Regions from separate parts of the Homo sapiens genome. Here regions 2 and 3 are each linked to region 1. A link is a contact called in ENCODE Hi-C or POLR2A ChIA-PET data. All regions are on one chromosome and are shown on one strand. The core of a region is the stretch at or near the end of the contact, and the rest is flanking DNA. Distances in the headings are between cores, read along the strand shown.

Region 1 (4,062 bases), core at 765-3,264:
CAGCATGGGTAACAGAGTGAGACTCCGTCTCAAAAAAAAAAAAAAAAAAATTTCACCAGGCATGGTGGCACGTGCCTGTAATCCCAAATACTCAGGAGGCTGAGGCATGGGAATTGCTTGAACCAGGGAGACAGAGGTTGCAGTGAGCCGAGATCATGCCACTGCCCTCCAGACTGGGGGACAGAGCGAGACTGTCTCAAAGAAAAAAAAAATGCGTGCTCACAGAACCTGCTCTATTTCACTTAATCCTCGAAGTAAGGAGGCAGTAATCCATAATCCTCGCATGGTACTTCAGAGGCAAGCTGGACCCTTTTTATTTATCTTTTTTTTTTTTTTTTTTAAGTAGAGACAGGGTTTTGCTAGGTTGGCCAGGCTGGTCTCGAACTCCTGACCTCAAGCAATCTGCCCACCTTGTCTGGACTCTTTTAAGGGGGTCTCTGCCCTCACGAAGTTCACAGGTGTGTGCTGGCTGAAAAGGAGCAAGACAAACCTTCTCTGGGCCCATCTCCTTGGAATCCATTAAAAGCAGCTCTGTGAAAGCAGTTCTATCTGCTGGAGGAAGGTGTCAACCAACACACATAACTGAGCATAACAGAGTAGGAAGGGTGGGACCACAACCCTCGCAAATCGTGGTTAGGAAAGAAGAGATCAATCTTTTTTTTTTTTTTCTTCCTTTTTTTGAGACTCTCCCTGTTGCCCAGGCTGGAGTGCAGTGGCATGATCTCGGCTAACTGCAACCTCCGCCTCCTGGACTCAAGCAATTCTCCTGCCTCAGCCTCCTGAGTAGCTGGGATTACAGGAGTCCGCCACCGCATCCGACTAATTTTTATATTTTAGGTAGAGATGGAGTTTCACCATGTTGGCCAGGCTGGTCTTGAATTCCTGACCTCAAGTGATTCGCCCGCTTCGGCCTCCCAAAGTGCTGGGATTCCAGGCCGTGAGCCACTGCGCCTGGCCCAGGATCACTCTTTTCCCATTCACAGACTCAGCAGGGCACAGAGGCTCTGAGAACTTCCTTCCCTTCTAAAAGAAGCCTCTTGACAGTGAGTGGCGGGACCCCCAACCAATGACAATGAACTAGTGACAGTTCATTCTGCGCTGGGTCCTTGCGCGATCTCCCAACCACCCACTGAAGAGGCGGGTCCTGTTATGAATGACATTAGGGTGAGGAGGCAAAGGGAGACAGACTCAACGACCCATTCAAGACCAGACAGCCCAGATTTGAACCTGGCAAAAAGGGTATTCGTGCATCCAAAGCCCCGAAGAATGAGTAAAAAGATTAAGCAACATTTTGGGGTCCAGGGGCTGCATCCTTAACCATCAAGATATCCCGCTTCGCAAAACCTCCAACTTCAAGAGACAACCCGTAGGGTCCATTTCCCATCACGATCACCGCCTCCCCCACCCGCCTCCCCCAGTCCCATCCTTCAGCCCTTTTCCCGGGGCGCCCCCTTGTTCTCTGCTGGCAAAGGGCAGGGTTCCCGGGTCAGGTGACCCAGGTTCAAATCACACGATTCTAAGCTTTCTGTGCTTCCGTTTCCCCACCTATGGAATGGGCAGCCAGTAAAGGGGCTGGTGTGGGGGCTGAACCGGTTCTAAAGAGGGCAAGGGCCCGATGCAGCGCTGGGCGCCGTTATCTCCTCCCGAGCGGGGGCCGCTCCGAGTTCGGGAGGAATGAATGAACGACTGAACCAATGAGCCTTTGTGGACGCGGCCCGCCGTCTCCCGGCCTCTGCGGGCGAGGAAATGGGGGCGCCGGGCCCGGGAGGCCGCAGCCGGCCACCCAGGCCAACCCGGCGGGGACGCGGCCGCCGCCGCAGCCAGAGGGCCGAGCCTGCGACGCCATCACGGAGCCCGGGGCGGGCCCCCAAGGCCGAGCCCGAGCTTCCCACCCCGGGAGCCACCCACCGACGACGCCAGGGCCCGGGCCTCACCCCGAGACCACCGCGCGCGGAGCCACCCCCGCCGCCGCCTCAGGCTCCTCACCCGCCGCCGCCGCCGCGCGAGGCGGGGACATGCAAATGAACCAACGGTCTCCGCAGCGCCGCGCCGCGCAGGCGCAAGCCGCCGCCGAGTCCTGGTGCGCAGGCGCGGGCCGCCGCGGCCCGGCTCTCTTGCGCAAGCGCGCTGTCCGCTTCTTCTGGGCGGACGCTCTGGAGGCAAAACATTTCCCTGCTGGGGGCGGCGACCACCGTGAGCGTCCCGGAAGGGGCGGCAAAGACGCCTCCGTCGCGCACGAGGTGGCCTCGTTGGCTTTACCTTGGTTCGCGGTCGTCCTTGGTTATCGTGAGCGTCCGCGAGTCTCTGGGAGGCCAAGCCTAGGGGCGCCACAGCGCCTGCGCGCGTACGGCGGCCGGAAGGGGCTAGAGGCGGCTCCCTGGGTGACAACCGCGCGCCCCACCTTTCCCCACGTGGCCGCGAAGACCGGGTGAGACGCTGCGGCTGCCGAGGCCTGTCCCGCGCGGAGTGGGGAGTGGGGGTGCCGCAGGGTCGGGCTGGCGCGACCCTCGGGTACGTGGTTTGGGGGGAAAAAAAAAATGAAAGAATTTTACAGAAGCCGCCTGGGGACAAAATCCTCGGCTTCCCTGGCATTCGCTTTATTTTCATTCATTTTATTTATTCATTCAGCACCTGTGCACTGAGTGCCTGCTGCGTGTCGGGCCCCGTCCTAGGCAGTGGGGACAAGGAGGCTACAGGGTACAAATAAATGAGTGAACGATGTTGCTCTAGATACAGGTAATGGTGTGCAAATAATAACAGAGTGATGGGACGGGAAAGCAGGGCTGCTCTTTATCTAGAAGTGGTTTTGAAGGCTGTCTCTTGAGTGCTGGGAAGGATGAGAAAGGCGGGGAAGAGGAACTTGGAAGGCTTAGATAGAGAAGGTGCGGATAAGGAGGCTGGGTTTTGTTCTGAGAGGGTTGGGAAGCCACTACCGGGCTTTGAGCACGTGAGTGAGGTGGAGTCTAGGCTCTGGGAGTGGCAGGTGACGCCGCCCTTAGGGGAGGCTGGTGTTTGAACCAGAGTGGGTGTGGCTGGTAGAGGGACATGTGGATGGAGTCTTTTAGAGTCCCCAGCATGTCATGGCACACGTTTAATTTTCTTTTGAGACGGAGTCTTTCTCTGTCGCCCAGGCTAGAGTGTAGTGGCATGATCTTGACTCACTGCAACCTCCACCTCCCGGGTTCAAGGGCTTCCCCTGCCTCAGCCTCCCGAGTAGCTGGGACTACAGGTGCGCAACACCGCACCTGGCTAAATTTTGTATTTTTTTTTTTTTTGAAACGGAGTCAAAAGGAGTTCAAGCGATCTCCTGCCTCAGCCTCCTGAGTAGCTGGGATTACCGGTGTGCACTATCTTGCCTGGCCTTTTTTTTTTTTTTTGAGACGGAGTCTCGTTCTGTCACCCAGGCTGGAGTGCAGTGGCGCAATCTCAGCTCACTGCAAGCTCCGTCTCCTGGGTTCAGGCCATTCTCCTGCCTCAGCCTCCCGAGTAGCTGGAAATACAGGCACCCGCCACCACGCCCGGCTAGTTTTTTTGTATTTTTTTAGTAGAGACGGGGTTTCACCGTGTTAGCCAGGATGGTCTTGATCTCCTGACCTCATGATCCGCCCGCTTCGGCCTCCCAAAGTGCTGGGATTACAGGCGTGAGCCACCGTGCCCGGCCCTGGCTAATTTTTTGTATTTTCAGTAGAGACAGGATTTTGCTATGTTGGCCAGGCTGTTCTCAAACTCCTGACCTCAAGTGATCTACCCGCCTCAGACTCCCAAAGCGCTGGGATTATAGGCCTGAGCCACCGCACCTGGACAGCACAGTTTTCTTGATGAGCAGATTCCTGGCTGAGAGAAGGAAACTGGCTGCCAGTTAGGGGCCTTACTCATCTTCTGTTTTACCCTCAGCATGCCCTGATGGATAATAGGGACTGGTAATGCTGCTTCCCCCTTTTAGCCTAGGCTGTTCTCCAGGTAATTCTTACTTGGCCATCTCCAGGCACCATCTTATGTGTTCCAAATCTGTACTTTCCTCCTCCAACTCAGCCCTGTACCAGATCTAGGGGACCTTGGAGG
Region 2 (4,062 bases), core at 830-3,329, 460 kb after region 1:
TGGGCCATGTCTGTGGGCCAGGCCCCAGGAGGGCGGGGGATGTTAACAGCTTGGTTCATGTCAGGTAGGGCCTGGTGAGCCCAAGATGAGTGTTTGCACAAGGGACAAGTGAGCTGGCAGGGCTGGTGTTGGCTCTAGCAGAGCCCTCATCCCACCCTTGCACACAGCCAGCAGCCCACCCTGCTAGGCCTGAAAGAGGTGAGGAGGAAAGGTTCTAGTGGGAAATGGTTCTGTGGCTGGAGAAGGCATTGCTGGGCCCTGCCTGTCTCCCCAAGCCAGCCTGGAGGAGGATTTCTTGTACCGAGGCCTCACGAGCTACAGGTCATGGTCATCCCTAACTTCCCTAGTGTGTGCAAGACTTGGGGGATCTTGCTGAAATACAGACTTTGATCAAGCAGGTCTGGGGCAAGGAGGACACGCTTCATTTATACAAGTTCCGGAGAAGCTGCCCTGCTGCTATGGCGGTGACAGCGGTGGTCAGACATTCACGGGGCCAGCCCCAAGCCCACCTACAGCCTTGCCCCCACCTGCCGCTCCCCTGTTGTGTCTGTCCATCCTGGTAGACTGAACCCTAAGGACAGAAATTCCTTTTATCCAGGGGTTCCTCCCCACTGCCTGCTATAGCACCTGCTTTTTAAATGAGCTCTCAGCAGATGTAAGGAATGAATGAATGAATGAATGAGGGAGAGGGGTATGTCTTTCCTGCATACCAGGCAGGCCTGTTCAGAGAACCACAAAGGTCCCAGCCTCCAAGGACAGCTCCTTCCCGGCACTGGCTGAGGGGACACTAAATATTAACCACGTACTGGCCGCTGGTTGCTGAGCAGCTGAAAGCCATAACCTTTTGCTGTGGAAGTGGGATCGTGTCTCAATTTAAGTTTATAATCCCGGCCTCTCCTCCAGGAAATTCTATGGAAGTTCCTGGCAGGTAACAGAATTTCTGTGCTTGTGAGGTCAGGGCCAGTGCCAGCGGGTCAGGGAGTGGGGGTGGTGCGTGTCAGCGAGCGGGTGAGACCATTTACGCTGATAACAGCCTGGCCTGCTTCCAGGGATTTTTGTAGGTCACATAAAATCTCTTGATCACTACGTTTTACATTAAGGCTTCTCAAGATGGGCAGGACGGGCTTATGGGATTTGTCCTGAACTATCACATCACTTCCAAATAAACTTGGTGCCCGGGACGGCTGCTGTGGAGTGAATGGCAGACGCTGTCCCTGGGCCACGATGCCATCCCTCTCAGCATGTTGGGCTAGATTTCCACTGGTTTTGTTTACTTTAGACAGTTTTTATAATTAAATATTTCCCTGAAATAATGCCTGCAATCATTTTGAGCCACATGCTCTTTTTCCTGAATTAAAGATCTCTTTTAGAAAGTACTGAGACTCTTAAAGCCTCTCTCCTTTAAAAAGTGAGCTTAACAAAGTTTTTCATTTTAGAAACTTAGAGGGGCCAGTGACCCTGCTGTGTGCGGTGTATGTAGAGGTGACTGGAGCCTGTGGTGCAGCAACAGTCCCCTGTGGGCTGGCGCCACACAGGAAGTGCCTGCAGCTCCACAGCCCTGGGGTGAGCCTGGCGCCTCCATTTTCTGACAGTACCTGAACCTTTACCTCCCTTCTCAAAATGAAGGCTGCGTGTCACAAACCGGTTGGAACTGGCCGTTGCCATGGTTTTCACGTTGGAAGGCACAGTTAAAGGGTCATGTGACCAAGGAGGGAAATGCCTTTGTCACATGACTTTTTGGTGGCCTGATTAGCATACAGGAAGTTCACTCCCTGCTGGCTGCTGGGATGCTGAGTGATCATTGATGGGTGGTGACATCATCTCTTGGATGAGTTATTGATTAGTCGCAGGCCAAGATGGGGCCAGGGAGCGCTGTGGGCAGAGCAGCCCTCTCAGGCAGCTTCAGCTGCTAGGTGGTCTGGACCCCTCGCCTACCCTCTTCCTTCAGGCAGGTTTGAATTTTATTAGACATCTCACCTCTGGAAGAAGCACACGCCCTCAATAAGATGATAAGAAGGGTTAAGTCCCTTAGAGCTTGGCTGTCATTTCATTTCAGCTCATGCTAGCCCAGGAATTGTGTCTGTAACTCTATACAAGATGCTGCCTTGGCCCCCTGCTCCCCTGTTCACTTTGGAGGCCACCTGGGTGGAGGCCAGCTGCTGCACCTCTGTGCTGAAGCCTTGGGACTGCCTGCCTCTGAGGTGCTCAGTGTGTGTACACGTCCAGGGAACCTGGAATTAGAGCCCTGAGGTCACCTTGAAAGTCGATCTTGGGCGGCATGGGGCCGGCAGCAAGGAGAGACATGCTGGCGGTTTGCTAAGACCTGAGTGAGGTGTCCTGGGTTACTTTAGAAACAAACTACCCGGTTCTGGGCTTCAGAATGTGGGCTGATAACCCCTTGCCTGGGGGATTGTATACTTCGAAATCGTACCTTTCTGTCCACGCCCAGGTCTCTGGTGAGAAGCTGCTTCATCAGGGCTAGGACCAGCGTTCAGGTACAGCCACCACGTAGCTGTGGTGGGTGGAATTAGGAGGGACCAGAGGAGAGCAAGTAAAGCGGTTCCTGAGTCCAGCATCTGGCGAGTCCAGGGTAGCATTGGTGAAGCCTTAACCTCTGGTGCTCTGTGTCTACCCTTCCCTGAGGACGCAGCTCATGGGTGTGGAGGGGACCTCAGAGGTCCCGAGGGCTGCTAGAGCAGAGTCAGGTTCTTCATCCTAGCGACTCTCCTCAACCCTGCCGGGGTCTAATTATCAACTAGACCCTGGCACAGCAAGAGCCAGGACAACTTTGAGCTGCGGCAACCAGTTAACTTTGTCCGAGTTTGTTCTCTGGGTCACAGTGCCACCTAGAGGACGTGTCTGTCCTTGGCTGGTTTTCCTGCTGACAAAAAAAATGGACTTGATTCACTTCGATGAATGTACAATGAGGCCGAGGCGGGCGGATCATCTGAGGTCAGGAGTTCAAGACCACCCTGGCCAGCATGGTGAAACCCTGTCTGTACAAAAATACAAAAAAAAAATTAGCCCGGCATGATGGTGCATGCCTGTAATCCAGCTACTCAGGAGGCTGAGGCAGGAGAATCACCTGAACCGGGGAGGTGGAGGTTGCAGTGAGCCGAGATTGCACTACGGCACTCCAGCCTGGGCGACAGAGCAAGACTCCATCTCAAAAAAGAAGAAAGAGAATACAATGAACCCAGATCATCAGGGACAGTTTGCCTTGTGCCGTCAGCAAATGGAGCTGCTTGGTTGGGGACAAAGTGCCATCTTTGGGACTTGCGTTGGGTCAGCGACACCACAGCAGGTGTTCAGCCTTGCGCCTTCAGTAGTGTCAGCTGTACACATACATCCTAGAGGATCGTTCACAGGAAAGGGAAAATCAGACTAGTGTGTTCCTGCCTGGGTCAAATGACTTGGGGTGCCTTGAGCACTTGTCTCGGAGCCTGGCCTGCAGTTAGCACAGAATGGATATTCACTGTTTCCCAGTTCTGATGAATAACAGCAGCTCATCAGCCACACTCTTAGACGTTTGTGACCATACTTTGACAAAATAACAAAAGAGGAAAGCCTGCAAGTACTTCCCCGATTGTCCCCTGGTGCTTCCCAACTGGTAGTGAGATGCCGTGGGCCGACGGTGAAAAGGGGAGGAACAGGCCTTAGGTCAAGTTCACAGGTGGAAGTGAGCTCCCCAGACCGTGGCAAATTCATTAGAAAGAAAAAGGTGTGGGGGCTGGAATCATGAGAACTGTCTCATGTTGCAGTTTTGAGCTGGGACTTACGGAGTGGGCAGCAGGGTAACAGGCAGAATGACCTTGGCATCCACGTGGGGCTGGAGGCAGCCAGCCAGAAACCAGTCCATGAGTAGATCAGGCAGGTGAAGAGTCTCTGGTCTTTGAGAGAACTTGTGTCCTAGTCAGTTTCAAAACAGACAGCCACTGCCGCCATGTGGGGCCCAAGAAGGGCCATCTAGCACCTGGTGCCACCTTGTGAGCAAGCTGGCAGCCTGTGGATACACCCCTCGGTCTTCTGGGGACAGGTTGGCTGCCAGGTGTGAGGGCTTTG
Region 3 (4,062 bases), core at 679-3,178, 370 kb after region 1:
GTATTGCTTTAATATACATCATCTGATTAATGATCGTAGCATGAAGCAGTTCTTAAAATATACAGCCACCATGTTAGGGTGAAAAACCTGGATGGTTGCCCTAAACCAACCTTGCGCTTGGGATCAGGGAGCTCTTTGAATTCCTATACCGAGTCACCTGTTTGAGAATAAGACTGTTTTGTTTGTTTGGTTTCTGAATTTGAACATTTGAATTTCTTTGTAGCAAAGCAAAGCAAATTGGTGACATAACTGGGTCAGGGAAAGTGATTGGGAGTCAACAGTTTGTATTTTGTATCATTTTTAGGTTGAATTCTCTTTTGGCCTAGGGGAGGTTGTGCCAGATGTTGCATTAAGTAGTGGGAAGATTTTGGGGGGCAGGGCGGTGTGTTTGGGGAGGTGTGAGGTGGCGGGGTGGAATAAACTACAAAAAGTTGACAATTGTATGTAGAACTCAACACAGAATTAGGAGCTTTTTTGAACTCTGTTTAAGGGGACATACAGCAGAAAAACAATTTTTTTTTTTTTTAGAAAAACAATTTTGTAAAATTTGTTCTACATGAAGTGTTTTTCAGGTTTGCGGTTGAGACCCAATTATTCTTGGGCGTTACATTGATTTTCTTTTCAAATGAAGTAGAATAGAAATAACAGTACAGGCTGGGTGCAGTGGCTTATGCCTGTAATCCCAGCATTTTGGGAGGCCGATGCGAACAGATCACGACATCAGGAGATGGAGACCATCCTGGCCAAGATGGTGAAACCCCGTCTCTACTAAAATACAAAAAAAAAATTGCCGGGTGTGATGGAACGCGCCTGTAATCCCAGCTACTGGGGAGGCTGAGGCAGGGGAATCCGTGAACCTGGGAAGTGGAGGTTGCAGTGAGCCGAGATAGCGCCACTGCACCACTCCAGCCTGGCGACAGAGCAAGACTCTGTCTCCAAAAAAAAGAAAAAAGAAAACAGTACGTTGCATGTGGTAAATTTATGTTTGGTGAAACTTTTGTTTCAGTTGTACATATAGATTTATTAGGGTATGCGATAAAGCATGTCACCACCACTCTTCAGGAGTCTAGGTGTCTCATCAGGAATCGTTTGTTTTAAAACAACATGAAAAGAGGCGGTTTTGGGGATTCCTCAGAACCTGATTTTGGTATTGAGAGCCTTCTTGTGGTAGATTTTCCATGAACTTGATATTTTCCCTATTGAAATTGTATTTCGCTTTATGTAGTTTAACATCTCCAAAGTCCATTCTCTTTCAGGCTTTCATTCTGTCTCCTGTGTTTCCTCCTTGTTACTGGAGAGGGAGGGGTGCAGATTTGCTTTCTTGAGGGGTTTTCACCTTCTCCCTGAGGCACGAGGGCAGATTGGGAGGTAACTGGAGAGGGAGAGCAGTCGTCCCCAAGTGTCTTGAGGTGGGTGGGTCTGGAGCTTTCTTTGTAGAATTCTGTTCACTGCACTGGAGAAGTGATCGTTCAGCCGATCCACACCCCGCCCTCCCCACAGACACCGGGGCCGAAGTTCCCAGAGAAGAGCTTCCGCGTGACGACCCCGCGGGGGTGACATTCTAACCCGCGTTTCAGAGGCAACCCTGAGTTGCTTGAGGTCGCCCAGCTCAGCTGGCGCGAGGTCAGCAGTGAGCGCGTCGTGAGTCAGCCTTGGGTGCGGCCCGCCCGGCTTTGCCGCCGGTGAGTTGGCCACGACCCTTCGGCCTGCGGAGGGCGCTGGGACTCGGCGGGGAGGGAGCCAGCCGGAGCCCGCGTGGGAAACCAGCGCGCCCAACGAGGTGTCGCGTGGGAGCGCGCCGGAGAGGGGCGGTGCTTCCGGGGCGGTACCGTCCGGCCCCGCCCCCTCAACTCAGGGGCCCGCCTTCTACGCCTGGAACCCCGCCCACGAGCTCCTCCCTTCTCGTCAGGCCCCGCCCCTCGGTCGCCACGCCCCGCCCAGCCGGGCGCGGGCGGGCGGCGTCGCCTTTAAGAGCTCCCCGGTGTTTTGGGGGCCGCGGGCCGGGCGCGCTGACCTGGTGCGCATGTCCCGGGCGGTGACGCCGGCGCCGGGCTCCATGTGTGCGGCCGAGGGGCGCATTATCTGGCCGGCGGCGCGGGCGGGCGGGCGGACCGGCGCAGCGAGCGCCGCGGGCCCGGGCGGCCCCACAGGCGGAACGAGCGCGCGCGGCCCGGCGTCCCCGGCCCCTCCGCCGCCCGGCCCCGCGGGCGACCCCGGACCAGCAGCCCCCGTAACCTGCGCGCTGCCCTAGGGCCCGGCCGACCCGCGGCCCGGTAAGTTCTGGACCAAACTTGGCGGGGGGCGGGGGCTGGGGACGCACGGCTGAGACTGGAGCGGCGCGGGCCGCGCAGGGTCGGGGCCTCGGGGGGCTCTGAAGGACCCCTGCATGAGCGTGGAAAAGTGAGAGCGAGCGAGTTCTACTCCTTGTATTCTGGGAGCGTCTTCTTGCGCTGCCCTGGAAAGTTCCTTGCCCCGAGGCGGCCCGGGCACGTGGGGGCCGGGCGGGGGTCCCGGAAAGTCGCGGCGTCGCCCCGCTTCCGTCCTGCGCTTCCTGCGGGGTCGGGGGAAGGGCTGGGCCGCGAGGCGCCTCTTCCGAGTGGTCGGGACGGGTGGAGGCGGCGGGAAGACGGCACGTGGGCGCGCGGGGCGGGGGTCCCGCTCAGGGGCGGGGGTCCGGGGCGGGTTGGGCAGCAACGCTGAACCCCGCGGCGGCGGCGGCGGCGGCGGCGGCGGATCCCGTGTCAGAATAAGAGTCCCCGCGCGCCCACGCCTGGAGGGCCGGCCCTCCCCCAGCTCGCGCCCTTCCTGCCTAACCCCCGGGAGCCGCGGGACCCTTTCCCCTCTCTGATCTCCGGCCTTTCTCAAGGCCCGACACTTTAAATTTGCCTCCCCATCTAGGCGGTGGCTCCATTGATTTCTTTTTTCCCACCTAGAGTGGGTCGGCATCAGTGACTAGACAGCAGCAGCTGGCCTTTTAAAGGGATTATTGCCAAGAATCGGAATTGATCACTTCAACAAGGAAAGGCTTATGGGCAGGGCCCAGGCTGAGAGCCTGACGGACACTTGGATTGTGCGCACACTGGGACCCAGAAATGAATGGTGACCCCTCCCTTAGGAAGTGAATGACAACCCTTAGGTGCGTGTTTCTGCCCTGAGAATTTTGCACAGGGCAAAATTTTGTAGGTCTGACTTAACGTCTTTAGGTGTATAGTTCATCCTTATCTTAAGAGCTGTGGATTCTTTAGATCAAAGTCCGAGTGAGTCACTTGAGCCTTTAATTTTCTTTCTTCCTACCAGTTTACTTCTTTCAGTTTTCTTGGAGTACATAGTGCTGGTTACATCTCTGGTTCTGTGTGCCCATTCACACAGTGACACCTCCTGGCTGTGGCAGCACAGAAACTGAGAGCCCTCTGTGCGGGTGTCTCAGTCTTGGACTGTAGTCCTGTTGACTGACTTAACTCTTCTGGTAGTCGTTACAAGTTTTCTTTTAAACTAGATTACATGAAATAATGTTTGTTGGCACCAGTTTGTTAACATATGCTAAGCAGTAGTTTGTCAGACCTGACCACAAGCTGTGGAGGGCTGATAGCTCATACTAGCCCTCGGGTTTGAGTGCCTACTGTGTGCTAAGCTCCCCTGCACAGACATATTCAGTGCCTATAACAATCCCGTGGGGAGTAGGGAAGTATTATCTGCGCTTTACAGGTCAGGAAATTGGGGCTGCTGGAGGCCAGGCGGCTTGCTCAAGGCCTCTTAGTAGTGAGGCAGAGCCAGGCAGCCCGTACTTGGTGCTCTAGAGCCCACAAATGCTGCAGTTTGCGAACCCTAGTGAGCATTTCCCTGGCGCTTCTAAAATACAAGGCCATTTTCTTGTCCAGGATCCAGGGCACCTCTGTTTGCGGATGTAGGGGATAATCTGGTGACATGGGGACACCATGCTAGCCCTGCTTTGTTCTAGTGGAGCAGCGTTACCAGCTGGATTTTAAGGAACTGAACTACAGAGTTAGTTGCTACTTTGCATTCGCTTCTTCAGCTTTGGACTCAGAAAAGTTGGCCCTTTTC

The links. Hi-C counts contacts between places; a loop is a spot of excess contacts on that map. ChIA-PET counts read pairs that join two places held with the same protein, here RNA polymerase II (POLR2A). Pooled maps may share reads with other maps.
Region 2: a loop to region 1 is called in a pooled map, with 6 times the contacts of the local background. The contact joins the enhancer-like site here to the promoter of SUGP2 in region 1. A Hi-C loop is called at or near these places in 1 of 37 single-sample maps with no recorded cell type and 9 of 50 pooled maps. POLR2A ChIA-PET finds 5 or more read pairs at or near these places in 1 of 52 experiments (K562).
Region 3: a pooled map shows a loop between it and region 1 (9-fold over the local background). The contact joins the promoter of GATAD2A here to the promoter of SUGP2 in region 1. A Hi-C loop is called at or near these places in 3 of 37 single-sample maps with no recorded cell type and 9 of 50 pooled maps.

What each region holds. Positions count from the first base shown.
Region 1 is chr19:19,031,503-19,035,564 of GRCh38, forward strand. SUGP2 (SURP and G-patch domain containing 2) reads right to left here and starts at 2,015. Exons shown (of 11, transcript NM_001017392.5): 1 at 1,935-2,015. It overlaps ARMC6 (armadillo repeat containing 6), which reads left to right and starts at 2,101. Exons shown (of 9, transcript NM_001199196.2): 1 at 2,101-2,428; 2 at 2,629-2,736. The coding sequence starts at 2,708. RefSeq lists an enhancer at 747-1,248 and silencers at 1,175-1,254, 1,675-2,104.
Region 2 is chr19:19,487,717-19,491,778 of GRCh38, forward strand. The region is part of intron 2 of GATAD2A (GATA zinc finger domain containing 2A); the gene reads left to right. Among named protein-coding and RNA genes, the nearest start is that of TSSK6, 26 kb to the right of the region's middle. RefSeq lists enhancers at 460-1,243, 1,110-2,309, 1,244-2,027, 1,547-1,826, 2,585-2,834 and 2 more. Within about 2 kb of position 2,080, at least 40 of the 41 ENCODE cell types and tissues checked have a DNase peak (open chromatin) inside an H3K27ac peak, as active enhancers do.
Region 3 is chr19:19,403,747-19,407,808 of GRCh38, forward strand. It overlaps GATAD2A (GATA zinc finger domain containing 2A), which reads left to right and starts at 1,929. Exons shown (of 12, transcript NM_001384528.1): 1 at 1,929-2,273. RefSeq lists enhancers at 1,085-1,993, 1,431-1,490, 1,994-2,900 and silencers at 1,611-2,160, 2,721-2,800.